2 separate regions of the Homo sapiens genome follow, and region 1 is linked to region 2. A link is a loop called in an ENCODE intact Hi-C map of the cell type or tissue named here. Cell type or tissue: MCF 10A. All regions are shown on one strand. Links, peaks and the distances in the headings refer to the core of each region. The heading gives the core; the rest is flanking DNA.

Region 1 (16,271 bases), core at 3,704-11,703, 600 kb after region 2:
AGGTGGAGAGCACTGTACTTGGGTTAGCTACAATTAAAAACAGTATTTCAATTCCTCATTTTACTTATTTTATATGTAGACAGGGCCTTAGTGATAAGATGGTATAAATAATTTAGGATATTCGTGTTTTAAAGTGAAGCATAAATATTTTGCAAAATGTTTTCTAGTTTGAAGGATGTTCCATTATTAGGATTTTCAGATTAATCTGTATGGTCAAGGAATACCAGTGAAACCTGTAGGTTATTTATTTTCTGTAGTGTCATTTTGTCAATGGTTGGTATTATAATTGTTCTTTTCTTTCTTTTTTTTCTTTTTCTTTTTATTTTGAGATGGAGCGTCGCTGTGTTGCCAGACTGGAGTGCAGTGGCATGACCTTGGCTCACTGCAACCTCCACCTCCTGGGTTCAAGTGATTCTCCTGCCTCAGCCTCCCGAGTAGCTGGGACTACAGGTGTGCACCACCACATCCAGCTGATTTTTGTATTTTTTTTTTAGTAGAGACGGGGTTTCACCATGTTGGTCAGGATGGTCTCAATCTCTTGACCTTGTGATCTGCCTACCTCAGCCTCCCAAAGTGCTGGGATTACAGGCGTGAGCCACCATGCCTGGCCCCCTCTTTTCTTATTCATTTTATCACCAGTGCATAATTCTTACTGACATTAGATTTTAAAAAAGAATTATGCTGTAAATCTTTATAAATTGTATATATATTTCTTAAATATTGCAATTGTCTAAACGTTGTATATTTTAAGGCTGTTTTCTCTTGCTCTCAATGTTGAGGAAAACTATAAATTGACCTATAATGCATCTACTGCTAATGGTTTTGGTTAGTTTGATATTCATTGTTTTTAAACAGTTTCCAATATGGAAATTTTAACACCTTTTATACAGTTCTCTACTATTCAAGATAAAGATTCTTTAAAATATCTCACCAGAAACTTATAATTTTATACTTTGTAATATTTAGTTTCTATAATTTGAGGAAGGGACTTTTTCATTTGGATTAAGTAAAAAGCCTTTATTTGATTGCCAGCATGAGAATTCACCTTGGTTTCTATTTTATGCATTTGTAAATTTTTTCCCTAATTACATGGAAGCTATTGGAACTTTTGTATTCAATGCTAAATACTAAGTCAAAGGGAGTATAATAGGTAAGTTTTTTCAGTTACTGTGTCTTTAGCATTCAGTCATTATAAGAAAATGATCATAAGAAAATCATTATATTATAAACATGTAATTATTTCATATAATGATTATCATGTACTGCAATGTTACTTTTAAAATAAGCTATTAAACTAGTTTTTATGTTTCAACTAATGCAAAAAAAAATAAAGAAATATCTGAGACTGGCTAATTTATAAAGAAAAGAGGTTTAATTGACTCACAGTCCCACATGGCTGGGGAGGCCTCAGGAAACTTACAACCATGGCAGAATGCACCTCTTCATAGGGTGGTAGGAGAGAGAACGAGAGCTGAGTGAAGGGGGAAACCCCTTACAAAACCATCAGATCTTGTGAGAACTCACTCACTATCATGAGAACAGCATGAGGGGAACCTGCTGTTTGGATGGGGACACAGAGTCAAATCATATCAGGGGTTTTCTTCAATCTTCTTACACACATCTTGAAATGACAACTATTGTTAAAGTGATGGAAATTTCATTTGGTAGAACAACAGGCAGATATGTGATCTTATTAAAACTGTTACTATGATTGAGGATTTCTTTCTAAGGGAATACAACATTCTCAGCATTCTCCCCCAACAAAACAAAAGAAACAGATTTCAAAACAAGGTCAAATGTAATAGAGCGCTTAAAAAATAAAAACCATTAAAATTGTAAAGACAGATTCTACAGGAGAGCCAGATTAAGTTATTACCAATTTAATCTGAAAGTAGATATTGTAGAAAGAAAGAAACAAGGAAAGGGTTTGTTTTACAAAGATTTGTTATCTTATTAATAACAAAATAGAATAATGTCAAACAGAAAAAAATATTGAATGTAGGTGGCAGATATCTTTCCAACTCTCTTTAGTCTCTTGCTACATCTTAACTTCCTTATTATAAAAGTAAATTGCGTCTCCTCTGGGCCCAGTTTCAATGACCTCAATGAAGCTGACATGCAACATCTACAAAATTACACAGGTACATGGATGCCCTTTAGTAACTGGTTGACTTCAAGCAGGTCTGGCCATGAAGTCAGACTATGAAGCAAGTTTCCCAGGATGGAAAAACATGCATTCTCCCTCCCACAAGCCAAAAGAAAATAATGAATGGCCCCTTCTGAAAGGACACAAATCCTGGGTACAGTGGGCTAGAAATTTTTCCAAGTTACTTGAAGTCACTTAGTTTATCTCCTTTCTCCTTCCTACACAGATAATCTTCCTGGCCTCTTGAGAGCACCATTCAGTCCAGGGTATTCTTAATGCACAAAATTACCACTTTTGGTCTTCTGAAAGACTGACAGGGACAGACTGAGATGAGAAAAAAATGTATTTCCTGCTTAGGATGAAGTTCAAGACATTAAACATATATACACATAAAACAATTAGAGAAACCATACATAATGGTACAATCTAACGTTGAATGTTGTGGCACAGGCTTTAAGCATTATAGGATTTCTTCTTCCTGATGGTACAATTCAATTCAACATGCAGTTTTTTTGAATAATGTTTACCACTTGTATACATGAGTGTAACCATGACCACAAGATGAATTTTTTTTTTAAAAAAAGACCCAAACGCAGAACATTTTCAAGAAATTTCAGAACACTTTGGGCATGGAGAGCATTGTGAAAGATTCTAGAGGGGGACCACTATGTCCTACAAAGAAAAAAGAATGTAATTTCTTATTAGAATACCTAGATGCTATAACTTCAACTTTCTGAGAAAAATAATTATGGACCTAACATTCCACACTCAGTAAAAATATCAATCAAGTGAGAAAGTGAGAGGGAAAAATTGAGGTCACTTTCCAGCATGTAAAAATTCATCAAGTTGATTTATCATGCACCCTTTCAAGAAAATTACTTGAAGATGTTCTCCAGCCAGAACAAGAATTAAGTCCAAGAAACGTAAAAACTTGAGATCCCAGAACACTGACTCCAACCCAGGACTTGGGTGGAAAAAAACTCAGGATGACAGCTTGGCATCCAGCCCAGAGAGCAGCTGGTTCAGATTGTAATAAGAAGTCAGATGGTTCTGGGAAATCCGTCTTCAACAATTATATTACATCACTTATCAAAGATGGAATATGTTTAAGGCAGATACATCATCTTAGTGTTTGATGAAGGCATACAATAAAAAATAAAATAAGACACTTTGAAATCATAGGATAGTAAACAATGTTAACACAATCACAATAGAAATACTGTGCATTGATATTTTTGATTTTAGATTCAACCAATGAATAAAGCATGCAAGGATTAATTATGATTACAGAAGAGATGACCAAAGCTAACAAAAGTTGTTAGGATGGGAGAACAGTGCATACAGAAGAGTAGGGAAAGAAGTAGAGGGAAGGATAGGAGTCCTAATTTACTCATCTTACTAATAACAGCTAACATTGGGTACTTAACATTGTGCTCATTCAGAGATAAGCATGAATTAATTCAGCTAATCTCCCAAAATGAGAAAACTGAGGTGTATTAGTCAGGGTTCTCTTAGACGAACAGAACTAACAGGATATATATAAAGGGGAGTTTATTAAGTATTAGTTTACATGATTACAAGGTCCAACAATAGGCTATCTGCAATCTGAGGAGCAAGGAGAGACAGTCTCAAAAAAAAAAAAAACCACAAAAAACTCAGGTGAGCACTCACAGTACCTGGTTTTAACTTCATATCGCTGAAAGAGGCACTGAAGAGATAGAAAAATCAGGCCTGAGTCACTGAGGCCACCCCTCCCCCATCCTGGCAGTGGTAGGGAGTGGTGCAGAGAGCATCTCTGGGAATTTGGAGTGGAAGAACACAGCCACTGGGTGCTGTCCTGTTAGAGCAGAAAGGAAAACCAGACTAAACTCAGCTGACCCCTGCCTATAGAGGGAGCATTTAAACTAGCCCTAGCCAGAGAGGAATCATGGATCCCAGGGGTTTAAACTTGAGTTCCCATAAATTTTGCCACTGGGGGTTATAGTGCTGTCTGTCTCCAAGAAAACTTAAAAGGAAGTCTAGGCCATAAGGACTGCAACACTTAAGCAAGTCCTTGTGCTGAACTAGGCCCAGAGACAGTGGTCTGGGGGCATCATACCAACTGGGGCAGCCAATGGAGTGCTGGAATCACCTTTCCCCTAACCCCAAGCTGCACAGCTTGTGGCTCCCTTCCTTCCACTTGACTAGAGAAGAGGAAATAGTTGGGGAGACTTTATCTTGGGTCTTGGATACCAGCTCAACCACAGCAAGATAGGGCACTGGTTCTGGCCTTAGCTCCCAGATGACATTTCTAGATACACCTTGGGCCAAAAGGGAACCCACAATATTGAAGGAAAGGACCCAGTGCTGGCGGCATTCATCACCTGCTGACGGAAGAGCCCTTGGGCCCCAAATAACCAGCAGCAATACTCAGGTACTACATTGAGTGCCTTGGATGAACCTGTGAGAATTGCTGGCTTAAAAAAGGAAGAGGCGGACATTAAGAAAGTCAAATGAATAGTTGTGAATTTCAAGCTGGGCAAGGAGAAAAGAGGTGGAAAGGATGTGGAGCTGACACAAAGGGGAAGATGGACAGAACAGGCAGATCAGAGGTTTTTATGAGATTAAATGGAGTAAGAGCCAGAAGGACGAAAGGTTTGGTCAGTTACTGGAACTTTAGACTTCGATTTCTAAGATGGTTCAAACTCCCAATTACAAAGTGTAATGCAATGAATGGGTAACTGAATTGTGACAGGTGACAACATGCTAATAGCCCTCGCTCCCTCTCAGCGCCTCCTTGGCCTGGGCGTCTGCTCTGGCCACGCTGGAGGAGCCCTTCAGCCCACCGCTGCGCTGCAGAGGCCCCTCTATGGGGCTGGCCGAGGCCAGAGCCGGCTCCCTCTGCTTGCAGGGAGGTGTGGAGGGAGAGGCGTGGGCAGGAGCCGGGGCTGTGCGAGGCGCTCGCGGACTGGTGCAGGTTCTGGGTGGGCGCCAGCTAGGCAGGCCCCGCACTGGGCGCAGCCGGCCAGCGCCTGCTGGGCTTCATCCAGGGATGAGCTCCCTCTGGGCTGCCAGAGTGCTCCCGCTAGATGCGGCAAAGTCCCGCTGCAAGTGCCAGTGAAAGGTGAAGCCGGCTGGGCTTCTGGCACGGGTGGGTACTTGGAGAACTTTTCCATCTAGCTAAAGGATTGTAAATGCACCAATCAGCACTCTGTGTCTAGCTAAAGGTTTGTAAACGCACCAATCAGCACTCTGTGTCTAGCTAAAGGTTTGTAAATGCACCAATCAGTGCTCTGTGTCTAGCTAACCTGGTGGGGACTTGGAGAACTTTTCTGTCTAGCTAAAGGATTGTAAATGCACCAATCAGCGCTCTGTGTCTAGCTAAAGGTTTGTTAACACACCAATCAGCACTCTGTCAAAACGGACCAATCAGCACTCTGCAAAACGGACCAATCAGCTCTCTGTAAAATGGACCAATCCGTTCTCTGTAAAATGGACCAATCAGCAGGATGTGGGTGGGGCCAAATAGGGGAAGAAAAGCAGGCTACCCGGGCCAGCAGTGGAAACCGGCTTGGGTCTTCTACTATGTGGGAGGTTAGTTGTTTTGCTCTTTGCAATACGTCTTGCTGGTGCTCACTTCTTGGGTCCACACTACCGTTATGAGCTGTAACACTCACTGTGAAGGTCTGCAGCTTCACTCCTGAAGCCAGCGAGACCACAAACCCATCAGAAGGAAGAAACTCTGGACACATCTGAACATCTGAAGGAACAGACTCCGGACACCCTATCTTTAAGAACTGTAACACTCACAGGGTCCACAGCTTCATTCTTGAAGTCAGCGAGACCAAGAACCCACCAATTCTGGACACAATTGGAGTGAAAATAAAGTGATTGGAGGTGAATTCAAGCAATAATAACATCTTGGATGGAACAACTATTAGACCATTAAAAGTCTACAGGGTAATGGTAGCAACTGAGGAGCTTAAAGAACTAAGACCCAACAGCTGACATCATCAGAGAGGTCAGCAGATGACACAGTGAAGGCATTTCTAGCAAGGAAGACTTGTTTGGAGCAGAGTAGAAGTAAGGATCCTGAGCTTTGCAAGGTCATGACATCCAGGATTCAGAGCTGGAATTAAACTTCAAAATTTCAAATTTCTGGTAGTTAACAGATCTACTTACAACATCTATTTCATAAGGGTCTGTGACAATCCAGTTAGATGACATATATAAATAACCTAGTGCAGTGGTAGTTAGTATTATAATTAGTATAATTCACCTTGTTATGAACTCCTGTGAGTAGAGAGGAAACACATGTCGCTAATCACATCCCACATTTTCATTTGGGAGATAGGCTGTTGGAAAACAGACTAAGGGACCCACTGGATCACGCCACCATTCTGTGATTGGTCTGGATTCTAAAACCGGTTCCTTATTCCCAACACTGAATTTAATTCATTCTGAACAAGACAAGTTGCATTTGTTTTAAAAACTCCCTGAATGCATTTAGGTAAAGAGAAATAAATCTGCCTTGAGCTTCACATTGGCAAGAGAACATACCATTTTAAGAAATGAAACAAATAAAAGTGAATCTTTAAGTTTTAGGAAATATAGTATACTGCTATAAGATCGGAATATATAACTCAAAATTGTTTTATTGGTTAGTTTTACCACCTTAATACAAAATGTACTACTAGAAGCTTAAAAAGAGCATGTCTTTTGAATTTTAATGAATTTTAGTGAAATTTAATTACAGATTAAAGTTAGATAAATGGGTTGGTGGAATACAGGTCTAAATATTCATTATGTGTCCATTAATTAAACTGCTTATTATTAAATTAACTTGTTAATTTAATTTTTTGACGAATTACAATTAAAATTTTTTCATTTTGTGAAAGACCTAGTTCATGGTCCCAGCTGTATATGATACAAGTGAATACTAATTCATAGCTGAACAACTATCATTTACTCTTTAAAGCATAAGTGTATATTATTCAATGATGTATCTATGGAAGACTTTTATCTTAGACTCACTCAATAGCTATATTTTTGATGGAATAAGGCAGAGACCTGAGCAAAATTTGGTAACTGTGATTGAGGGAGTGGAGAATTTGGGCTCCTTTTCTTCATGAGCATTTTTTCTTCAACCTCTTGCTTTTCTTCAATGGCTTTTTGAAGGGAAAAGTCATTATTACTAGGAAAATCTCTTTTATATTACTCTTTAATTTTATTTTGAGTAAATTTGTGTGTGTGTATGAGTGTACATTCTCTAAATTTTAACACGTGTAGATTCCTGTTATCTACCACCATAATCAGGATGTAAAACAGTTCCATCACCCCCCAAAATATCCCTTGTGCTATTTCTTTTTGGTCACCACCTCCCCCTGCCCATAACTCCTGACAACCACTAATCTGTTCTCCATCTTTATAATTTTGTCTTTTCGAGGCAGTCATAAAAATAGAATCATGCAGTAGACTTTTCTAAGACCAAACCAAACAGAATCCCTAGGCTAGCAAATGGCTGATGTCACAAAATCATGCAATTTATAAAGATGCCATTTTTGGAAGTTTTACCGCCTTTTCTTACTATACTGCTTGAGTGCACCAGATACTGTTTTTCAATCTAGAAAGTACTAAGAACTCCAAAGACCCCCCACTCCACCCGCTTTCTCTCAACAGTCTTAATCACAGACAATTGTCAGTATCTGTAAGTACTACTTACATGTTAGCTTTCATCCTATAGGGCTGAGTCTGGGATGTTTTAGTCACTAAAACAGTATTTCTCAGAGCAGGGCCTCTCAAATGTCTCGTTACCATGAGGGGGTAACTTCAGTGGTATCAGTATACAGAACCTTCCCACTGTTCCAACATTTGTAAATATCCTTGTTATAGATCTTTTGCATGGTATAATCATTGTGACACAAGAAGCTGGGGCCCATAGTCTTTCCCAAATGTTTCTGAGGTTGCTCAGAGGGTTCAACCACTAGTTTGTGGGTATAGTCTGCCATCTACAGTCCACAGGTGGTCTTTGCATGCTTGCTTTCATGGCAGTTTAAAAATGTGATTTAAATGCAAATAATATGTTTTGGTGTCTTCTGTGAAAGAATGGAATAGTGCATCTGGATTTCTTATCAACAATCTGATGATCTGACTCCCTCCTTCAAAACATTATACCTAGCTAAAACTCTGTCCAAATTCCCTTAATATTGGGCCAGAATTTGGGTATCACTGATCTGAAGAAAAAAATATTGGGGAGTGAGTTATATCAGTCTAATTCTGGGGTAGCTTACATGGTTTGAGGTTCGTATGTTTAGTTTACACACTTCGAGTTTCAATTAAGGTTCCCAGCTGTTGGGGGAAAAAAACACTTTTCCTCATGCAGATTTAAATTCTGTGGTCAGAAATGCAGAAGGAAAGGTAGAACAAAAAGTAGTTCAAGTCTTTGCAATTTTATTTCTCTTTTCCTGAAACCTTCTGCCACCCATTTCTTCACCAGATTCTTTTATTATCAAGATTCAGGCCTCAACTCAAATGTCACCTTCTAGAGAGGCTTTCTCTGACCAAGTGAGTAAAGCGGCTACTCTGTCCTTCTCATCCCCATTACTTTCTAGCCCATTACCCTGATTTTATTTCTTCATATCACTTAGCACTAACTTAAACTGTCTGATTCAGTCATATTTCTATATATTTATTGTCTTTATCTCTTCCCCCTCACCCACTAGAGCAAGGGCCTTTTCTTGTTCACTACTACATCCCCAATACTTAGAACAGAGCCTGACCCATAATAAATGCTTTAAAAACATTGGTTGAAAAAAAATAAATAGATACAATAATTTGGTGACACTAGCCATCTAGTGATTTGGTTTGGTCTGGTTAGAAAAGTCTACAACATCATGAATGCTCACCTCAAGCAACTCCGAACTATGGGGAACTCCTGAAACCATAGCAGTGTACTGGGAAGAGTTTTCTGAGCAGCCCATCCTGGGAGTTTTGGAGAGCACTGTTTTAATTGCTGGAGGAAAATAGCTTTTAAAAGCAAATTTGAGATTGTGATTTGATAAAAAAAAATGTTCATGTAAGATTAAAAAACTTGGACTCTGATCCCTAGATTTAAGGGGAGCTCTAACAATAATTATCCCCAGAGTTCCAGTTTCACGTAAGAAGGAGTAAGCATGCTTCACACCTTTTCTCACACTGAATATAATTACAAACCCTGGACAGAAGGCAAGAACAAGTATTTGAAGACTCTGAAAAGTAAATAACAGCAGCCAAATTTTGTAGTACCATTAATCTAAATCCATACATATCAATCATAACATGAATGTAAATGATCCAAACATACTAATTTAAAAATAGGAATTTTCCCTAAGCTCATCAAGCAGTATACATTTTATATATACAAGTTATATGTAAAAACTTCTTTTATATGTCGGACCTCAAAAAAGTGAGATTTTTTTTTAAAAAAGAAATTGTCAAAATGGATTTTTAAAAACCGTGACTCAACTCTATGCTATTTACAAGAAACACAATTCAAATATAATACACATTGATTAAAAGTATGGGTGTGTGCCTGTAGTCCCAGCTACTCGAGAGCCTGAGGCAGGAGGATCACTTGAGTCCAGGAGTTCGAGGGTGCAGTAGGCTATGATCACACTACTATACTCCAGCTTGGACAACAGGGAGAAATTCCATCTCTTAAAAATAAATAAATAAGACTGAGACACGAGGATCTGGTGTTCCAACCCAGCAGGAAAATGCGGCCTTTGACTGAAGAGGAGACCCATGTCATGTTTGAGAAGATTGTGAAGTACATCAGGGAGAATCTTCAGCTGCTGCTGGACCGGCCTGACCGCACCTACTGTTTCTGGCTGCACAACGACCGGGTGGACTATGTGAGTGAGAAGATTGTGAAGCTGGATGCCAATATCTCCGGGGACAAGCTGGTGTCACTGGGGACCTGCTTCGGAAAAGTCACTAAGACCCACAAGTTTCGGTTCACGTCACAGCCCTGAATTACCTTGCACCTTATGCCGAGTATAAAGTGTGGATAAAGCGTGGTGCAGAGCAGTCCTTCCTCTATGGAAACCATGTGTTGAAATATAGTCTGGGTCGAATCACCGAAAATAGTTCTCAGTACCAGGGGAGTGGTGGTGTACTCCATGGCAGACATCCCTTTGGGTTTTGGGGTGGCAGCAAAATCTACACAAGACTGCAGAAAAGTAGACCCCATGGCGATTGTGGTACTTCATCAAGCAGACATTGGGGAATATGCACAGCATGAAGAGACGTTGACTTAAAACGAAGTCATTGCAAGGACAGCTGTGTGGAAGGGCCGAGTTTTGTTTCCTGTGTTTGTGTAGACTCCACCATCATGTTGAATTTTGTCAACACTATGGCCTCTTCAGGGACATCTTAGTTTACTGTACTCTCTATCACTGACAGATGCAGGCTGGATTCTTATTATATACAGAGATGGCTCAAAAATGGGGTTTCAGATCTTTGTGTTTGTGATGAAACAGAATACTCCGTTTCAAAAAAATTTAAATAAATAAATAAAGGATGGGAAAATACACATATTCTCAGTAGGAAAGCAAACATGTCTTCCATATGAAACAAGTATTACACCATTCATTTGTGTATTCATTCATCAAATATTTATTGAAAATATACTAGGTTCAAGACATGATGCTGAACATTTTTATCTAACTCATAATCTTAAAAGCCATATTTAAGAGTGAATTATGTCAGTCAGGGACCAGATGATAGTACCTGAATCACAGTAGATAGGTAGAAATTGTAAAAATAAATAAAGTAAACAAAAAAACCTATAGTCCAATACTTGAGATAGCTTTTGATCTATAAAGGCAAAATTTCCACATGTGCATCAAGATTGTCAGGCAAATTCATTAAGTGGAAATAAAATGGAGAGAGCAAAATCAGTTGAATAAAAGAAATAATTATATTCTTTATTGAGTTATACATCTTTCTTTTAAATAAGCATGTTTAACAAAATTGAGGTAGCAAATACAGTAATCAGTCCACCACTGTCACATGGAAAATAGTATTACAATTAGAAGAGAAGTTAAGATGAGGTTAGGAATCCTCATTGATAGGGAGTATTATGTGGATCTTCTATTCTGTTTTTGGTTAAATAGATATACTTTTCTTTAAAGTAGGGGTTTTGTTTGTTTGTTTGTTTGTTTTTTCCATTTCTACCCCTCCCAGTCTGATCCAGTTACCATCATCTGGGCTTCTGACTAATGCACTCTTAAATATGTCTTTTAAGATTATGAGTTACTATCTAAAAATGTGAAGAACTTATCATTATACCTTAAACTTAGTAGATTTTCAATAAATATTTGATGAACGAATGCATAAATGACATGATACTTGTTTGATATGAGATACATGTTTGCTTTCCTATTGGGACTTAGAGATTCCAGAAACATTAAGTTGGATATTCCTACAGTCCTAGGAGAATAATGGGAAACTTTCAAAGCACTTAGCATGTGTCAGAGACTATTCTAAGTGCTTCATAAATATTTACTGCTCTAGTCTTAACAAACATTTAAAAGCTATTATTCCTAGCCCTATTTTTAGATGAGGAAACTGAGGCACAAAGGGTTTTAATAACTTGCTTAAATTCTGCTTTCTTAAAGAACTACTAGTAAATGATAGACATGGGATTCAATGTCATGTAGTCTGGTTCCAAAGTTCCCACTCTAAACTGCTACTGAATTTGTATTCCAGTAGGTCTGCAAGTTGAATGTGCATCAGAATCACAATCAATCACATTCAACTTGTTAAAACAGATTTCTGGGCCCTATCCACAGAGACTCTGATTCAGTTGGTCCAGGGTAAATTCTGAGAATTTGCTGATCTAACAAGTTCCCAGGTGATGCTGATTCTTTTGGTCCAAGGTGCAGAAGTATACTTGAGAAGAAATCAAATTGCTACTGTGGACATTTCTTCTGTCTAATCCACTCTGGCTGAAAATAGAGGTTTCTGATCCTGACTGGACAGTACTCAAACTTCATATGCACACTGAGATGTGAGAGCCTAGTACATCTGGCTCTCAAACTAAAGTATGATTCCATATTCTTTCTCCCTACTGTTTGATCTTACAAGGTATTTTCTTTTTTGTGATAACAAAGTCATGCCTAGATTCTGATCGTTACCCCCAAATAAAATGATACTATTGATATGGTTTGGCTGTGTCCCCACCCAAACTCTCATGTTGAATTGTAATACCCATAATCTCCATAATCCCCACATGTCAAGGGAGTGACCAGGTAGAGGTAATTGAATTATGGGGACGGTTTCCTCCATGCTGTTCTCATGATAGTGAGTGAGCTGTCATGAGATCTGATGGTTTTATAAGTGTTTGGTAGCTCCTTCTGTGTTTATTCTCCTTCCTGCTGCCTTGTGAAGAAGGTGCCTTGCTTCCCCTTCACCTTCTGCCATGATTGTAAGTTTCCTGAGGCCAGCCATGCTAAACTGTGAATCAATTAAACCACTTTCCTTTTTAAATTACCCAGTTTTGGGCAGTTCTTTATAGCAGTGTGAAAATGGACTAATACAACTATGAAATGACCACTGAGACTTTCTGTTGATTTATTACTCACCCATTCAATTTTACCTAAGCTATGCAGCAACTAGAAAATGGTAAGATTCTGAAAAATATTTCTTACTGTTTTATTTTGTTCGAGATCAAAAATTTGGGTACTATAGAAAAGCACAGTGAAATTAAGAAACATTTTTTTGTAATGCCACCACAAAATGTTAATTGTGGTAGATTCCAATATAGTGCTTCTCATCAGTTTTTGATTCATGCTTTTTTGTAAAAAAAAAAAAATTAGACAAGTTATATTAAAGGACCTCAGCAAATAGTGTTTGAAAAGACTCACTGGAGATAAGGGTGAGCTTGCCTGAAGCCTCCCTGTGTTAGACTAAGACCCCTTTACAAATTGCGTCATTCAGGATATGACTGCGCCAAGAGGCCTGTTTCCAGAAGACACTGATCAACAAAAGCCCAAGCCTCCTTAATGTGACATTATTAATTTGCTGCTTGTTAGGGAGATAAGAATTATGCTGATCGTAATGAGTTATGCTTTCAGCCATGAAAAACTTCTCCTCTTCTCAGTGCTCAGATTATCTATCATTAGTCTGATCAAAAATTTTGGAGATATGCAGGTTCATACTAAGATGTGTCTAATGCCTGGATTGTTTTATTAATATAGGCACCCGAAGTGGGCTCTTGCTTTGCCTAATTTAGGATCTATAGTGATTAACTTTATCATCAAAATTCCATTTTGTGCAGTGACAAGTAGAAAGTACTGTACAAATTCTTCTGACATGCTGGTCAATATCAGCTTTGAACTATAAACCAGGACACTGCTCATGGCAGCATGAAGGTTACAAAGCAGTGAATCTTTTCCTTTCTAAATAGCCTGCTTTATAAAGAGAATAATTGTACTGAGCAGATAGCAATGTAGAACAGAGTAGGAAGAGAAGAGGGTCATCAGTGTAGGAAGTGAAGGGCTGGGAGGAAGACAATTATCTACTTTACTTTTTTATGTATTTTTATGAATTTTGGTTTTAAACCTTTACTATCAGAGAATTAACCAGTTCTCATTCTGGCTACTTAAGACTTTCTCATGCCAGAAAAGTGTGGAATAGGGAGAAACCCCCTCCTTCTTTTGTTTAGAAATATAAATGTCATATTGGTTTGTTTTCTTTATTCTTTTTATCAGCAGAGCCAGTGTGCTGCTATTGTTTGCTGGCCTAACAAAAATGAAATCAAGGCTTTCACTGAACAGTCTGCCAAATGTTGAATCAACAGCCCAGCTTCTGCAACAGCTTGCTTTAATGACCCTAGACAGCTTCTATTTGAATCATATACTGGGTCACAAGGAGGAAATAGGTATAACAGAAAGCAGGATGGGACAGAAACTAAATTAGAGCTTTAAAGGCTATTTGGGCTGCTGTCAAATCAGTTCCTCAGGGAAGCAGAATTATTTATTAGCTTCCTACTACATGCGTTTTGTAGTTATTTCATGTGCTATGGTAAAAATGGATGTTTTGTAAAAACTCCATCCTTCTAATAAAACAGTATATTCAACTAGTCTAAACAAATCCTTTTATGATCTTCAAAATTTATCTGGGAATTTTGATTTATTGATTCTTAAAACTGTGATGACCCTAACTGACTAGTGCAGTCAGAGTTTTTATGCAAATCAGATAAGCAGCTTCTCTTCAGAGGTTTGTTTGAGTCTCGGGAATTACATGGTTCACTCTGGCCCCTCAACAGGCAGAACTGAAATTTACCACTCACAGTCTGAGTTGCTAGAGACCTGAGTAAGATCTCAGGACTATGAGTTAATGGGAATGATCTGTAATAATGATTGTGGTATTCCTAGCTGGCCACTGGTGAACCAAGCAGAGGCAGTCAGACTTTCTTTTGGACAGCCAACTCACTACCCCATTCCACCTGCTTTGCCGCACTGGATTCACCATTTCCAGGAAACCTTCAGTGGAAGAAATATTCAAGAGCATATCCTGAAGGGAGGGCAACAAGGAATGTTTGGTTCCCCTTCTCAATGAGAACCACTCTAATAACCTAAAATTGTGTAATCGAAATGCCACTGAAGTTAGCAGACTCTTAAGAATGACATTAATTGGGTTGTTGTTGTAATAAATGTTGGCTGAGAGATGGCCTGACTACGTAGAAGGCCTCTTTAACTGTTGATGGCTGAATGCCTTTGGTTATTTTCTATACAAAAGTCTGCTTGAGTAAAGTTGGGTAGGGTGATAAAAGTGAAGCAAAATGAAAAAAAAATTAAAGCTGAAGAGGAAAATAAAGACAAGTATATTAAACATTTTTGGAGATAAAACTAGAAATCCCTTCCCATATTTTGTATAGGTCATCACCACTGCTAACTGCCCAGGTAGTAATAAATCCACCTGTTCCCTTCTTAAAATATTGAGAGAGTGTTCCCATTGTTGAGCTAGGTTTTTCCTTTTCTTAAGACATCTTTTACCAAATGGAAGAGGAAGTATGTGAGTTAAGGGGTAAAGCTAAGGGAAACAAAGGAAAGAGCCAATGGCTTCCAGGACCTGATTTCTTAATCTACCTGCTGTCATGTAGACTTGGACCTTGTGTTCATGTCAACTGGTTATGTAATAAGTTAACTCAAACACTAAGATACAGCCATTTTACTTAAAAAAAAAAACTATGAAAATCCCCTCTTTAATCCACCAACTTCAATGCTACACAGTTTAATTTTAGTTCATTTTAGATTATTTTGCAGTTTTACTTCCCCTTTGTCATTTATTTGCTTTCACTAGAAATAGACTATTTTATTTCCATTTCTTTTACTCCTAATTTAGCCTACAGATGAGCTAGAACTGAGGAAGGCTACAGATGTGGGCAAGTCATATTTTCTGTTATTTAAAATTTTGTACTCCTAGACGCGATGTTTTTGAGGAGATAGTTTATCTGTAGGACAGATTTTAATAAAAAGATAATATAGTATTATAAAAGTATATTTATAAGAATAAAACACAAGTTGTAAGCCATGTTATTCTGAGAAAATGCTCTATGAACCAAGTGTGAAAGAGTTGCACTGTCTTTCCTTCATTTGAAAATCTCTAATATAAGTTTTTAGTAGAATGATAACCAGAAGTGACTCCTGAATGACTAAGGAAAGAGGAAGTCATGGCTACTAGAGCGTACGTACTAAATGAAATGTAGTGATTTGCAGCATGGACTTTGAAATCCAACAGACCTGGTTTGAAAAGCACTACTGCTTTCTAGTGATATGACATGGGGAAAACTCAACAACCTCTCTAAAGTATTGGGTTTGTCATCTGTAAAATGGGGATAATAACAGTGTTTTCCTGTCTGTTATGAAAATAAAATGAGTTGATGCATTAAAGTCCTTAGTAGAGGGCCCAGCACAAAGTAGCTGTTCAATAAATGATATATATGAGATAGGATGATATATGACATATGACATTTCTTTAAAAATTTGCCCCAAATTAACCAGAACTTTGGATTAACTAGGATATCTTTTCCTTGGTTATATGAGATAGTATAGAAAACCTTAATAAGAAATAGTGTATTTTCTTGGAAAGTGTTCAATAA
Region 2 (16,271 bases), core at 5,642-13,641:
AGCTGCTATTTCCATTCTTTCTTATTTTTTTTCTTATTGTTTCTCTCCTCTTGACTTAGTGTATGTTTTGAAAATACTTCCTTTAATTTCAGATTGTCTTATTACTTCTTGTTCTTCGGGTAAAAATGTGACAGTTTGTTACATCTGCCAGCACTCTCTCTCTCTCTTTCTCTCTTTCTCTCTCTCTCTCTCTCTCTCTCTCTCATGGTGGCTTATTCCCTGGTGTTTTGTCATTTTGTCTGTGAGATCATCTTCAGCAGGAATTGTATTTCTTGTGAGTCTGGGTGCTCAGGGTTTGGAGGTGTCCCTAATGCATGGGTTTTATGTTTGCTTCTGCCAAGACCTTAAGGAAGCCATAAGTTCTAGGATACATGTTTTATATATTGTTATCTTGATTTGGGCCTTTGCGTATTCAGATAGTATAAATCAGAACTATGTTAAGTACTCCCATATATGACCAGCTTTCATGATGCTTTCTTTGCCAGGTTCCTTTCTTCATTCTCTAATCAGGGTAACTTCCATATCTATGGAGGGGCTTAACCGCAAGGCCCAAAGCCTCTTCTCTTGTTTTACATGAAGGTAGGCATTGGTTAAAGCACCAGCTCTCCAGGTCTGAGGGCTAATAATTAGATCTTATAGCTTTATGATCTGGTCATCAATAGCTTCTGCCCAGAAATCTGGCTTTGTTCCTCTTCTTCATTTCTGGCACCGAGAATTGCCTTGCCTTACCTTCAAACTCAGCTTTGTGTTTACTTTATACATTTATGTTGTCTAGTATTTCTTTGTGTTTGGAAGACAGAGTTCTTTATATGTCAGATGAGTTTGCCAGAGTGACTGGAAGTTTCTGAGTACTTTTCATGTGTGATCCCTTATTAGAAGTGAAACATACTTCAGACAATATGGAAATTCATGTAGGACATCTAAAAATAACACTGATATTGACAACTGACATTTGTGGAGAATTTACTTTGTGACAGATAAAATTTTAGGGGCTTTACATTACCTTTTCTAATGTAATCATCCAAATAACTCCATGAGATAAACACTTATATGTCTATTTCTGAGAAGCAGAAGTGAGAGTAACTTTTGAAGGTCACACAGTTGATTAGTGGCCAAGGCACCTAGGGTAAAGCAGTATTTAGGCTGATGAGGTACATACATATTCTTGCCCCACCACTTCCAGTGTTTATGACATTGGGCAAGATAATTAAACTTTCTAAGAAAATAGGAATGGTACAAATAATGTACAATATGAAGATTAAGTGAGAATATCCTTAAAAAGTACATGGCGCAGTGCTTGGCCCATAGTGTGCTCTGTAAATATTAGGTGTTATTACACAGCAACCATTTAGAAATCATATTTGTATTGTCTGGGGAAAATAAAAAGTCTTCTCTTTGGATATGAAGGAATGATGCTATCCTTCTACAATCACATTCTGAGAAGTTAGCACCAGCACATGCTCTCTCTGACTGCCAGACGGTTTCCTGCACACCTTCTGTGAACACATCAGTTATTATCGACTTGAACTTCTGCCTCTCTATTTGTATCTTCACACATTTTAAATTCAAATTACTTGCTAATTGATGCACCCATCATGCTTCAGTTCATTTCCTGGTACACCAAAGTCATTTGTAAGATTTCTCCTGGGTCTCCAGAATTAAGTTTTTATAGACACCTTGGAAGGGCTGATTTGCCAACTTGGTCTAGAGCAATACATGGGGAGGGAGATGCTGGATGTCACAGATTGACTTCTGCAGAAGCAGATGTTGAAGTAGATTTAGGGGGTTAGATATTTATTAGGGATTAGCATCTATGGAAGAAACAGAAATAACAGGATTCAGCAGAGGGAGAAGATGAACTGCAATGCGGGGTTGATGAAGTCTTGGCCAACCTGGTGGGGAGCTCTGGAGCAAATACGATCTGTCAGAATTGCTCTGTGTTAGCCCACATGACAAGGCTTTTTATATCCCAGCCCCACTAATTTACTGACTGGATGCCCCGCAAAGGGCAGAGCTTGTGTGAGGTGTTCTGCAACCAAGGCAGACCCTGATGGATCTGGCGGCTGAAGGCTCTCTGATGATCACCCTTCCTAAAGCTGGGCATCAACTTTTCTTGAAGGAGGATCTGGGTGGTGCATCTCTGAGTAACACATGAGAGTAACTGGCCATGCAATTTCATCACTCTTGTGATAGAAACTTTAGGCAATTACCAAGATGTCTGCCTTCTCTCTTACTTCCATCTTGTGTAAGAGTTAATTTGGTAGCTTGACTTTCCCCTACTTGGTGATAAGTTCCTGGAAGGCAGAATCTGGAAACTATGAATCTGAAGACCGTACAGGACATATCACAGTGCCCTTTATCTTATAAAGGTGGTGCAGATGTTTGTTCAATAAAACACTAGGAGAGAATTGTCTAAGAACCACAGGAAAAAGGACTGTCCAATATATCATTTTTGAGTAATTATTGAGAGAAAAAGATTAATTAGCACTTGTATCATACATGCTTCAAAATGAATGGCGAATGTACCAAATTTTTAAATATAAAAATTAAAACCCTAAGTCTAAGAAAACATAGGTAAATATGATTCTGATTTTGAGGTATTCAAATTTTAGAAGCAAATGAGGAGCCTACAAAAGAAATTCATAGTTTTCAGACATAATTTTTAAACCTCCATATACAAGAAAAATCTGCTCAAATTTAAAGACAAATGAGCAATTGGAATTTAAAAAAACAAAAGACAAATAAACAATTGAAAAAATATTTTTACCAGATCAAGTCATATTCTTAATAAATAAAGAAGTTATGCATGCTGATTAATTAATAAAAATACCCGAATGGAAAAAAATGGCAAATGATATTGAATGTACAATTTCAAAAAGAAAAAATACAAATGATGAAGAGCATAACAGAAAAAGTTTAGCCTCTTTAATAATCAATGAGTTACAATTTTAAAACCGAGGGGAAAGTTTTTTAGGTACCTAAGTGATAGATTTTAAAAAGGTAATACTCAATGTTGACAAAGGTTGGGGAGATGGAATTTACTTATAGATTTGGTGGCAGAGTAAATTTATACAACTTTTCTTGAGGACACTTTGTCTATATGCATAAAGTCTTTCATCCAACCAGTCTACTTTTAAATGTTTTCCCTAAAGAAATTATCTAAGATATAAACAGTGATAAATATCCAATAATAAGGGAATTAGGATTAAATAATGATTTATCCAATTACTGTGCAGCGATTAAAAATCACACAGTTGAAGGATTTTTAATGAAATTAGAAAATTCTGAGGCTATAACGTTAAGTGGAAAAAAGTCAAATATAAACTGTGAATTTAAATTTACTTATATTTATACATACACACATATATATATAATACTAACAGAAATTATTAGCAATGATTATGTCGGGATGGTAGAATGATGACAATTATGGTTTTTCCACATTCTTTTCTTTATTCTTAAAATTTTCACACTGTGCACATATTAATGATATTCAGAGAACTCAACCAGACACACACACACACACACACACACACACACAGAGAGAGAGAGAGAGAGAGAGAGAAAGACTTTTACATAAGAGGCTAATAATAAAGGAAACTTCCACCTGGTCCTGGGTGTTTACCAGCCACCCATCTTAGGCTACTCATCCTACATCCTTTCACTTTCCTCAGTCAAAATACTTAAGATAATGGTTCCTGTTCTGGAGACGTACACATTGCTCTAGAGTATAGTAAATATGGAACTGCACATGTTTGAATCTAAATCCCAGACCTGTCAATTACTAGCTGTGTGTCTTGGGTGACTGACGCCCTTGTACTCTCAGAGACTCACATTCTTCTTTTACAAAATGAGGTTATAAATATCCACCTAATAGTAGTGTGGCAGGAACAATGTGATATAGCAACAAGTCAAAGCACAGACTTGGGAGCTAGACTGCCTTGGTTCAAATTTTAGCTCTGCTACCACTAGTTGTGAAACCATGGCCAAGTTATTTAACCTTTGTGTCACTTGATGTCCCTCTATTTAATGGGAGATCATAATAGTTGCCACTTTACAGGGTTTTAGGAGGATTATGCAGGTTAGTGAGCATGTAAAGCAATACCAGTACATGCTGCACACTATGTCACTGTTTGCTATGATTATTCAATGAGGCATTTAATGTAAAACACCACTGAAGAAATAAAATTCAGTTAATTAAGCATTTGAGTGCCTACTAGGCTAAGTCCTGTGTTAGGGGTCCAGAATGTTAGAATATATAACCTCTGTTTTTAAGAAAGTCTTGATTTTGAGGGGGCATATACACAAGGAAAAAAAATCCCTGCAGAATAGAGAAAATCAAGTTAGAATTCTGCACAAGCAACCTTAGAAGCACAAAGAAGGAGCCCTACATCTAGCCCAGGAGTTCAAGGATTATATGGTGCTGAAGTTTAAAGCATGTAAGTAGGCACTCAATCTATGTCTGTTTTCTTCCTCTAATTCCATTCTCCTTCTAACCACCTCCCCTTGTCAGATCATTTAGTGGACATTGGATGACAAGAAATAGGAGAGGAAATCAAGGAGAATCGTGTTTCTTCTCCCTAATACCACCTACCCATTCTACCTATCCATTTCAGGCAGCCTGGCAGTATAATGCCAACTTGGATTCATATATGCACACTTTTGAAAATTCAAGGTCCTGTCTCCTTTTCCTGCCAGCCAGATATGGGACTTATATACTTCTCCCTGGGTTGGTTTGACCTTTAATGAAAGACTATGCTAACTCCTGTGCTCACAAAGCAGTAAATACCCAAGTCTTTCTGTCACAGAGTTTTAGGAACACAGGGACATCTAAAAATTAACTAAGCTGCTTAGCCAAAGCTCACCTTCCCCAGGGGTGCTTCTTTGTTCTGCAGGCCAATTGGGACCTGTCTGGATACCCCCTACCCCAAAATTGCTCATTTTGTTTGCCAGTCACTCCTTGCCTGGCTCTAACAGGCACCTTTCTTAGGAGTCTAACTGAGAAATTTAAATTTCTCTATACAGGCCAAGCCTCATGAGGGCTATTTGGGAAAGCCAGATGCACCCTCAGTCTAGAAATCCTGCCCTTCTTTTCTTCACCCTGTGAATTCCTGCTTGTCTTCTGAGACTCAGCTGTGGCATCACCTCATCTGAAACTCTTTCTTGACTTCTCTTGCCAGCTCAGTTAGGTGCTCCTCAGCTGTCATTTGAAGAGTGATAATTTGATGCCATAGTGATTAAATCCTATCATTTATTTGAGAAAAAAACCCCACTGATTTGTATACACAAATACAAAAACATACAAATTTGCCTTCTTTAACAAATTTTGTAACCTTCCTTTTGCCCCTTCAAACAGTATTTCCATTTTATTTTCCTCATAGAATTTTAGCCTAATACAATACAATTTTATGCTTTAACATGTTTTATTGTGCAGTCTTTAGTAATCTTTACCAAAAAAAATTTCCATAACTCAAAGTGTTAAAGATTTTTGTTTGGATTGAGTTTTCATTACAATTTTAAGTACAACATTGATCAAAACAATAAATTATAGTCTACATTTTGATGATTACTGGATTTAAAATTATAATTCAGCATGCAGCTTTAATGAGATGAATGGCTACTCCTCCCACAATTACTTAATGTATCCATGAATAAATATGACCAACCACTAGGATAAATGAGATTCAGCCTCAAGTACATTCCTATTTTTCATTTTAATAAATGCTTACAACTGAGAAATTTTTTCTTATAAATAAATTGACATGAATGGAAGTTTTGTAATAGCCTTGTCACTCTTTTTTTTGCACTTTTTCCAAGTTGTATATCAAAACCACAGTGATTCATCAGCAAAAATTATTTTTAGTCATCCAACAACTGACAAGTCAATGAGGTCTACCTTCAATTTTGTGGAAAGAAAAGAACTGGAAAACCTGACTTTCAGAAAGATTTGATTACTGAATCAGGATAGTTATCCATTTTCTCAACACCTAAACTAATATTTCAAATGGCCCCTTGTTTAGCACTTGGAAGGTTTCAGTAAACCACAGGGTTTACTGTCATTATAGACAGTGTCCCAGTGCTGACAAGCTTACTTTATTTGAAAAAGCGTAAGAAGTATGAGTTCTTAGGCAGTTCAATTTTAGGAAACAGTACAGATGGAACTGGAAGATCTGCAAATTAAGCCCTGACTGCGTACTCTTCAGAAAATCATCACTTTGCCCCAGGGGTGGTGTTTCCCGATTTGAAGTCTGTTACTTAGGTGAATCAATTAACAGATCATATAAGATTGGGAAGGCAGGTAAATTATTGATACACTTGCAGGATGGAGAAATTTCTCATGATTCTCTGGGAAGCCCCAACCCCACGGCCACTTGGTGCCTTGGGGCCATGTTGGTGGAGGACTCATTTCATTATTAAGTCTGGCATTAAGGCTGCTAGAAGACCTCATTAAGTTATTTCAGATATAGGGCTATAATTACTCAGTAACAGAACTGGCAATTTTCTGCTTGCATCAGAATTTAAGGAAACTAGGACCAGAAAATGCCTATGTATTTCCTGGCAGAGAGGACCAGCCTGGGAAGAGACATGAGGCAGGAATGGTTGCAATGATTCTCTTTGGTAGATTTGGCTACTATAACATGAAATGATATAGGGGTGTTGCCATTGAAAAGTTTATTCTTGCCCCCCTCTCATATATGTTTCCATCCAATTTCTTTTATAAGAGAAAAATCAATCAGCAAAATTATATATAATAAATTCTTTAGTTCCATTTTCTTCCACTTCAGATTCCTTTTCATTTTCAGGAAAGATATTTTAATACCAGTGTAAGAGTGTTCTGCACAGAGTATTTATACTCAATTTTAATTCACCCAAAAAGTGCTTACTTGCCTTGGATGCCCTAAACATTACCATACCCGAAAACTATGTCCACATTTGCTCTTGAAGAAATCTCAACCTATGGCATGAAATACCATCTATATACCATATAAACTCAAATGTTTATACATATACCTGATCTCTCTCCTAAGTTCCCAATGTGAATATCCCAATGTGTACCTGCCGACCAGATACCTACACTGGAAATCTCATACATATATATATGTATATGTGTGTGTGTATATATGTATATATATATACACACGTGTATATATGTATATATACACACGTGTATATATACATATATACACACGTGTATATATACATATACACACACGTGTATATATGTATATATATACACGTGTGTATATATGTATATATATACACACACTATATATGTATATGTGTGTGTATATATGTATATATTGTATATATATGTGGAGTGTGTGTGTATAATGAGTGCGTGTGTGTATATACATACATACATACACACATATATATTTACAGTGTAGGTATTTCCAGTGTGTGTGTGTGTGTGTGTGTGTGTGTGTGTGTATCTCCAACAAAACATGCCAAAACCAGAATTGTTTTTTCCACTCCCTTCTCCCATGTGCACCCATGTGACACCACAGTGTCTTTTGTTTCTATAAGTGGCCCCACAATGCACTGAGTTGCTTAAATCAAAATTCTGTTGGTCATTCGTCTTTTCCCATACCCCAAAATCTAATCCAATCCATCAGCAAATAAACATTTTAGGTAAAGCTGTGAAGGACAACACCTTAATAACATTTCTCATAGCCTTCCATTTTTTTCTCCACTAGACCAAGAGTGACTTCATGGATATTTGCCACTGCCTACTCACAGTTTTCCTCATTCTTGCCACCCTTTCCTCTTTCAATCCATCTTCTACACAGGATCAAGAGGGAAATTTTAATCATGGATTGTATCACATCACTCCCCTGCTTAAAATTCTTTGTGGTTTTCTATAGTTCTTAGAAGCCAAACTTTTTCCCATACCCTATAAAGCTCTATATCAGTTATCTTTAGTCTGTGATTAGAATTACTGGGAGAACCTAAAATAACAACAAGATCAACAACAGCAGCAGCAACAACAACCAAAAATCCCAAACACCGATGCCTGGGCACCACCCTAGACTAGTTGATTTGGAATTTCTGTAGGTGGAGCATCTGCATTTCTGATACATAGTCACTATCTCTCTCACTCACTAAGATCCAAATATACAAATCTATTTCTTTTTTAAAACACACAGAATTTGTACCTGCCTATGGACTTTTTCACTGGCTATTTCCTCTTTCTGGAATATTTAATACTCAGATTGGCACATTGGCTGGCTCCTTCTCATCACCCAGGTCTCCGCTCAAATATCACCTCTTTAAAGAGAAGAGAGTCAGAGAAGAGGGCAACAGACTTGTAAACCTTCATGTCTGTATACATGAGATTAGAGTCCTCATGTCAGGAGTTACTCCTTGCATTCTCCAGTCACTCACATATCACATGCCCTGTTTCTATGAGCTTGTCAGTGGTTGCTCTCCCATTTTCTTGCCTGTGGTATGTAGCCATCCTAAGAAGCAACAGAATTATCAAGTTAGCTTTTTAACTCATGTTTACATGCATATTTATTCAAATAATTATAATTCACTGGGACAGTGACTGTAAGAATGTATGCATATGTATGCAGGATTATCAAGGTCTTAACATGCCATGCAAACAGGAGTCATCTCTGACTGCCTCTGAGGAATGACACTTCTCCTTGGGATGTATCCTGACATACAGACCTTTATGATCATCCTTCAGGGAACTTTCTCAAGAAAATACTCATTGAAAATCCAGTTCAATTTTGGAAACAACTTTTTTTTTTTTTTTTAGATGGAGTCTTGCTGTGTTGCCAGGCTGGAGTGCAGTGGCATCATCTCAGCTCACTGCAACCTGCAACCTCCTCCTCCTGGCTTCAAGGGATTCTCCTGCCTCAGCCTCCTGAGTAGTTGGCACTACAGGCGCGCATCACCATGCCCAGCTAATTTTTGTACTGTTAGTAGAGATGGGGTTTCACCATGTTGGCCAGGATGGTGTCGATCTCTTGACCTTGTGATCCACCCACCTCGGCCTCCCAAAGTGCTGGGATTACTGGCGTGAGCCACCACACCCAGCTGGACACTGCATTTCTAGGGATGTGGTTGACTTTGGTATAAAGCCCTTAGTGGTAGAATGAATTTCAACTTAGATATCCAAGCCCAATTTTGCTATAAAGGATCTTCCTGTATTCCTCCACTTTCAATATCTTAATAGGACTTGCATTGATAAGGAGTGCTAAAACTTACAACGTACTTTTACAGGTAGATGTTCTTCCTTATGTTCTCCCTTAACTCCCTGGGTAGTTGAGGCTTGAGTACTAGGTAGTTGAGTACCAGAGTTCCCACATATGAGTGTGTAGCTTGTGTGCTATAAAAGTGTGCCTGGATGAAAGCTTGGGGAATGAAACTCAGTCCCTCACCAAGGCAGTCGCCTTCCTTAGGGCAAAGTCAGCCCAGAGGAAAGGGTGTGTTTCCCATCTTCAACCACCAGAGGGAACATTTTTCCTATTTCTGCAACACTGCCATCTGTCGTGGCTTAGCCATGGCAGTACTACTATTTTGGTTAGTTGTTTATTGCTTTATTTTGCAGATGAAAACTCCGCTATTGAGAGAGGTGAAATATTCTATCCCAGCAGAAAATCTTCCAGTGAGTCAAATATCTGCTAGTGAGTTGACAAAAAAAATCTAGAGCTCTTTCCGTCAGCACTTGGAAATATTCTTATTGTTACTGTTGGATGACCCCTGGTTTGTAGACACCGCCTATAGGGCAATGGTTGGGTTCAGAATTACAGAGTGAGAGGCATAAGCATCAAAGCACAGAGAAACATATTAATAAAAGCCTCTGAGAAATAAAAATGAGATCCCAAATCCACCAACTGACTGAACAGAACCCCTCTTGGCCAAGGGGACCTCAGAGTAATCTTGAAAATTGAGTTCTCAGTCATGACAGTATGTGAGGTCAGACATTCCTTGTAATATCCCCTCCCTTGATAATCACCATTAAGCTTTCTTCCCTAAGGACCAAACAGAAACCAGCCCTTTACAGAGACTCTACCACTGATATCAACTAACCAGTAATGACTGCCCCTCCCTTTTGTGGTTTTAACAAAACAGCTGACCAGCATTTCTTCCTGATAAGAGACCACAGACTATGAAGTGGTTCTGGCCAGTCTATGGAGGGTGTACATTAGGGGCTTTTGTGTCCTGTGCTTCACATTTGTCATCAGAGGGCTGAAAACACCACCCTCGGGTCACGCTAACAAGGCTGTATTTTGAACATGGGTCCCCTGGAGAATCATGAAGCTCAGTTGTGAATGTGTGTGTTTCTCCTTTTAAAAATATTTATGACTCCTCTTATAGCTCACTAAATATGTAAATGTGGCCACCTCAGCACACACTCCTGTTCCCTTTTCTCCTCCCTTGAAGAGTCTGTTTTTGGCTCCTGGCCAGAGGCTATGCTTCCCAGTCTGTCAGAATGGCCACCATGCAGGTTGCAACGCTTTATGAGAAATAAAGCTCTTGTTTCCACATTTATGAACCTCATCATTCTTCAGTTGACATCTCCAATTCCATGGGAGTCATTTAACTTATCAGAGTTCTTTTCTCTTTTGGAAATTGAAAGGGTGGACTCAGCACCAAATAAGGTTCCTCTGGGCTCTAATATCTTTGGCTAGAGGAGATGACAGAGTTTTTTTTTTTTGTAAAAGGAGCTATTTATTTGCTCTTCCATCACAGCTGTCCAAGGTTATTTGAATCATAGCCATCTTGTGAGAAGACTTCTGCCACATTAAGCCATTTTGGAATCATCTTCAGCCTCGTTAACGACGTAGCAGGGTTAGTTTGGTCACTACCGACCTCCCTTTTTATCAAACTTGCTGTTGAATTGAATCTCTAATTTGGATGAAGTCGGGTGTCTCATCCCCTGGAGTTTAATTACACACACATTCATTGATTCTGGGCCTGCTCCCTCAGGTCAAGAGCACACAACCACCTCACAGCTTTCTGCAAAGAGGACATGTTGTATAAGTCTATGCTTGCAGTCTTTGGAGGAAATGATGAAGGTTGGAGAAAGGAAGCAAATAAATACATTTTTTCTAAGTCAATTCAAACTAGAATAAGTCACTGCCACACATCATCTGCCCCCTCCTCCCCAGGGTCCCCCTTCCCCTGGAGCCTCCATCAGTAAATGAATTTAACCTAATTTGCTGCTCTCTAGGGAGAATGCATTCAACCACAAGCTTCCCAAGGTGCTTCCGTTCCTGGTACAAAAAGCTGAAAATGTCATCGCATTTGCAAATGAACAGAAACCTCCCACTCAAAGAGCATCAGTGCCACTGTGGCTCACTGAAGCAGCTGGCAGGAGCCTTCCTCTCACTGCCATTGCTTTGTGGTTAGAATAATACACACATAGTCTTTTCATCTAATGACGTTGGCAAGTTTAACTTTCTTTGCAAAAGTAACAATGCTTTGCCTTCAACCAGCAGACTGTTCTCTCTTTCTTTGGAAAGGGCAGAATGGTTTCTATTTACTCCTGATAGGGCCAGTCACCTGCAACCTCTAGACATGTCTTCACTTCAGCTTTACCCCATGCTGTATAAACTCCATAGGTCACAGTGGCTTTGATATTCTTCAGCTATGAAAGTCTGAATTCTAGATTGAGATGCTGGCCCCATCAAGCACATCTTTCTTGGCGTTTTTTATTTGTCAAGGAGGGATGGGCTCAAAGCAGAATACTTTACACCCCTCATGATTTGCAATGACCTAGCTTCAATCTTTTCTCAGATTTAATATTTTCTGAGTAAGGGGCCCTGAACTCTGGCAAGAGGTGGCTTCTGGGTAAAGGCAGTACAGGAAATCTCCAATTTACTGGGGCTCTTTCCATGATTTTTGAAGCATGAAGGGACCATCATGGTGACTGGTTTACAGCACTGACTAATCCAGACTAACCAGTTCATTTTGTCACAGAGAACTCCCAGAGTGTGGCCAAAAGTGTTCGCTAGAGATTCTACCAGAAACTGCACTTACATTGTATTGCAAGCTTGCCAAATGTACATCCCAGAAAAGGCTAACACTCAGGACAGCTCATTACATGTTTTCATCTATTCTGCAGGAACTAGGACCACGGAAATGAGAAACTCTAGTTATAAACTTTACTGACACTTTAAATACAATAGATACACAAGGCTGGGTTAAGTATTATCCTCCATCTAGCAATGGCAATCTGGTTGGTAATCGTGCACTAACACTAAGGTAGATGTTCTGAGATATATAAGCTATCCTGCTCAGATATAACACATCGATGCCTTTTACATCAAAACTCACTGAATGAGCTGTGTAGAGGCCTGTCTACAAGTGCACTCAGTGAATAAAATTACCCCATGCATTACTCAGCTCAAATTGCCATAATAAAATACCACAGACTGGGTGGTTTAAATTTACACATACTCTGGAGGCTGGCAAGTACAAGATATAGGTACCCGCCAATTTGGTTCCCAGTGAGGGTTCTCTTCCTGGTTTGCAGACAACTGCTCTCTTGCTATGTCCTCAAATGACTGAGAAAGAGACCTCTGGTGGCTCTTTCTTTCTTATAAGGGCACCAGCCCTATCAGATTAGGGTCCCACCCTTATGACCTCCTTTAACATTTATAACCTCCTCAGAGGCCTTATCTTCAAATACCATCACTTTGGGGGTTAGGACTTCAACATATGTATTTGGGAGGGGGAACACATTCAGTCTATAACACCCACAAATAGCCAATTATGGGACATAGGACCTCAGGTGCTCTATCATTGAACCTGTGCCGTAATTATGAAATGAACACTCTTCAGAGGCCTCACTCACAAGTATCTGCCAATTAAGATGTATGTGTGGAGATGCAGGCAATGCTCATTCAGTCACCACCAGGGGCCTACTCTGTTTCATGACCTGTACAAGACAATGGGAAGCTAAATAGGATATTGTTTCTACCCTTAAGTATATCACACCATAAGAGAGTTAGGGGACATATAAAATCAGATCATTACAAACACAAAAAATGGTCTAAGTCTGATGTTAAATGTATACCTACAGTGTTATGAAAATTAACACCTAGGAACATCATCCAGCCTAGTTTATGAGGTGGTGATGAGAAAAAAAGCTTCCTGGAAGAAGTGATCTTTGAGTCTGATATGATAGTTTTTTGTGATATTTGAGAGTCCAGAAAGGAAGTGTTTCAACCTTCCAACTTTTTCTCAACTAGGCAAGTGTTTAGAAGCAAGCAAGGAATGACTTCTTCTTCTCTTCTCAGCCTGATCAAATAATCAGCTGAATTAGGACACCTCAATGTATATCAGGTGGTATATCATATTCTGTTAATATGGTATTACTGCAAATGCCATCCATAACTCAAATTTCACCAAGAAAAGTGATTACTTGGAAGCTTTTATTTTTCCATCTTCACTTTTTAAAAAAAACCACAAACCCAAAAGAAATTAATAAGATAAAAGCATGCAAAGCTTAACTTCATTACACTTTGAAATTAAATTGAACTTGCATGTCCCATAGTCAATTAAAGACACTTTTTTTTCAAACTCTCCTGACAAGGAATTTCCAAAGAGCTTAAGTTGTATTTACTCACTTTGTGGAGTTTTGAAAACTGGCTCCGACAGAAAAAAAATATGAACAATACCACGGATATGTTTTTAACTTTTTAAGCTATCCCATGAGAGACCAGATATAATCGAGTTAGGAAAGACACAATTAGCTGGGCAAGGACATTTTCCTGAAGTAAAAATAAACTCATTAAAGGTTAAGCTCTGGGCAGCATCATTAAGACCAAGGCAAGGAACAGAGCTGTGATACTAAATATTACCACTATTATAATCTCATTTAAGACGTGGCACCCAAGGAATTGGGTTAGGCTCAGAATCCTCCTTCACGGGCCTGCAAGAGTGTATTTCATTTCATCTCACTGAGCCTACCCTATGGGCAAGAGTGGTTCACAGAATTAGGACTATGCTGGAAAAGATAATTATTTTCTACCTACTCTGGTGTTGTGTTTTGTCTTTAATTTTGTTTTTTAAAATTTTGTTGTTACCCCCAGTCTCTGAATTTAACTATTAAATAAACTGAAGTAATATTCTTTCACGACCTCCTCCCTTTCCTACATTCCTCAGCAACCCTGAATGAGGCTCTATCACTAAATTTGGGGCCACATACAATCACTGTTTTAAATAGAAGCCTGGATCCCCTTCAGCCACTGCAATCACTCACTGGTAAAACATACCCAGCATGACAATTCAGTGGCCTCCATGTGCAGATTATCCTAGGGTTAGTAACGAAGTGGCCAATGCCAGCAGTTAGAGTTATTGCTGTCTCTATCATCAAAGAACAAGTGTAATAGAGCAGTCTTTAGTTTCCGAGATCCTTAAACATCAGGTGGATTGTTTTTTGTTGGTGCGTGTGTGTGTGTGTGTTGTGTGTGTGTGTGTGTGTGTGTGTGTGTGTGTGTGTATTTCATACATCTCTTTCTCCCACAAACCTTTTCTTTTTCTTTTTAATTTTAGATTCAGAGGGTACATATGCAGGTTTGTTACATGGGTATATTGTGTGATGCTGAGGTTTGGGCTTCTAATGATCCTGTCACCCAAGTAATGAACATAATACCAGATAGGTAGTTTTTAAACACTTGTCCCCCTCCTCTGTTTTGTAATTCTCAGTGTTTATTGTTGCCATCTTTGTGTCTGTACCTATCCAATGTGTACCTCCCACTTATAAGTGAGAATATGTGATGCCTGAAAACCTTTCCTAACCATGCCAAGAGAGTTTGTGCCCCTATTTAACTACTGAGATTGTGTTGCAGTTCTCCTAACACCTAATAATACAGACCTGTTTGCAGGTCTCCTACCATTATCACATGACAAGCTTCTTGAAGACAGCTTAGAAACCTATATATTCTTAGCTCCTTGCAAGTGCATAACACTAGAGTAACTGCTCACCAAATATTTACTGATGACTAGATGGACGGATAAATGGCCATCTGAGCCATTGGATCTGAGCTATTACTTGCCAAAATATTTAACGGGTGAGAAAAGTAGGGACTCTCTCAATTCTGTTTAGTGCAGTAACTTTTGTGGGAAGAATAGCCCTGCATGAGGCCCTCCTACTGCTCCTGATGTTGTCCATGTGCAGGCTGGGGAAGCCAGGGTGGAGATCATTCAAAAAAAGGAATATTGGGGTTATAATTTTGGAGGCTTTGAATGTCATCCTAAGGGTGTGGCCTTAATTCCATGGTGAAGGTTTGGAATAAGCAAGTGACACGATTAGATATATACTCCTTGGGACCTACTTTGGTAGCAATGGAAGAAGGCCAGGCCAAAAGCAGACATGCCTAACAGGCAACTTCTTAATTTTCTAAGAGAAACACTAAGAAGGCTTCAGTGTGGGTGAAAAGAAGGGCATGGGATTGGGAACTATTTTAGAGGTAAATGCATCAGATCATCATAGCAAAAATTCATCTAGAAAAATTTTCAAATGTCTCCCATATGGGTTGTAAAGAAAAAGGTAGAGATGAGAAAAAGGACAGAGCTTAAAATACAAGTAGGGACTTATGTCTAGTAGAGTAAGTATCCAGAACCCTGGATTGTGGTACATAAATATATATTTTCTCAGATGATACTCATGGGTAGCCTCCATCATTTTTTCAAAGGGCCTTGGAGAAATAAACTGCTTCTATTAGTAATGCCCACAGCAGGCCAATCAATCAGTACTCAGACAGTACCTGGAATTTTCTAAAAAGCTTATGCTGCTTTCCAGATTGAAATAGGGTCCGCTTTGTTTTTGCACTTTATTGCATTTCCCAATAAAATTCTGTCTAGTCACTGGAAACCATACATATATATATATATGTACCATATATATATATGTACCATATATATATATATGGTACATATATATATAGGTACATATATACGTGTGTGTGTGTGTGTGTGTGTGTGTGTGTGTGTGTGTATATATATATATATATATATATATAATATCACTGCTGAAGAGTTGAATCTATACGATTAGGGTAAAAAAAAAGTTGCCTTGTGACCTTAAATAGAAACAATAGTAGAATCAAAATCAGGTGTCCTAAAGGTCTCTGCCAAAGTAATATGTCAGTCAATAAAAGAGAAATCGGGCAGGTTGGAGAGGTATGGGTCGTTACTTATTATCAAAGACATGACTCAACTGTGGGTTAGTGCTTTCCAAAACTGGGCATTATAGTGCAAAATATTCCAGAGTATAAACTGTAGTGTACTCAAGTAGTATTTTCTCAGGC

Evidence for each region. Peaks named below come from ENCODE experiments on the same cell type or tissue, not always from the same donor. Only the 100,000 strongest peaks of a DNase experiment are listed, where the experiment ranks them.
Region 1: it touches region 2 in a loop (23-fold over the local background); 12 of 110 quality-filtered maps call a loop at or near these places.

What each region holds. Positions count from the first base shown.
Region 1 is chr3:132,391,374-132,407,644 of GRCh38, forward strand. It overlaps the pseudogene NIP7P2. Among named protein-coding and RNA genes, the nearest start is that of DNAJC13, 18 kb to the right of the region's middle. In MCF 10A, for the core only: a CTCF peak has its summit at 8,127 (motif pointing left); a DNase peak (open chromatin) is centred at 8,108.
Region 2 is chr3:131,785,496-131,801,766 of GRCh38, forward strand. The region is part of intron 2 of CPNE4 (copine 4); the gene reads right to left. Among named protein-coding and RNA genes, the nearest start is that of MIR5704, 190 kb to the right of the region's middle. RefSeq lists enhancers at 11,019-11,555, 11,149-11,198. In MCF 10A, for the core only: a CTCF peak has its summit at 9,477 (motif pointing right); a DNase peak (open chromatin) is centred at 9,456.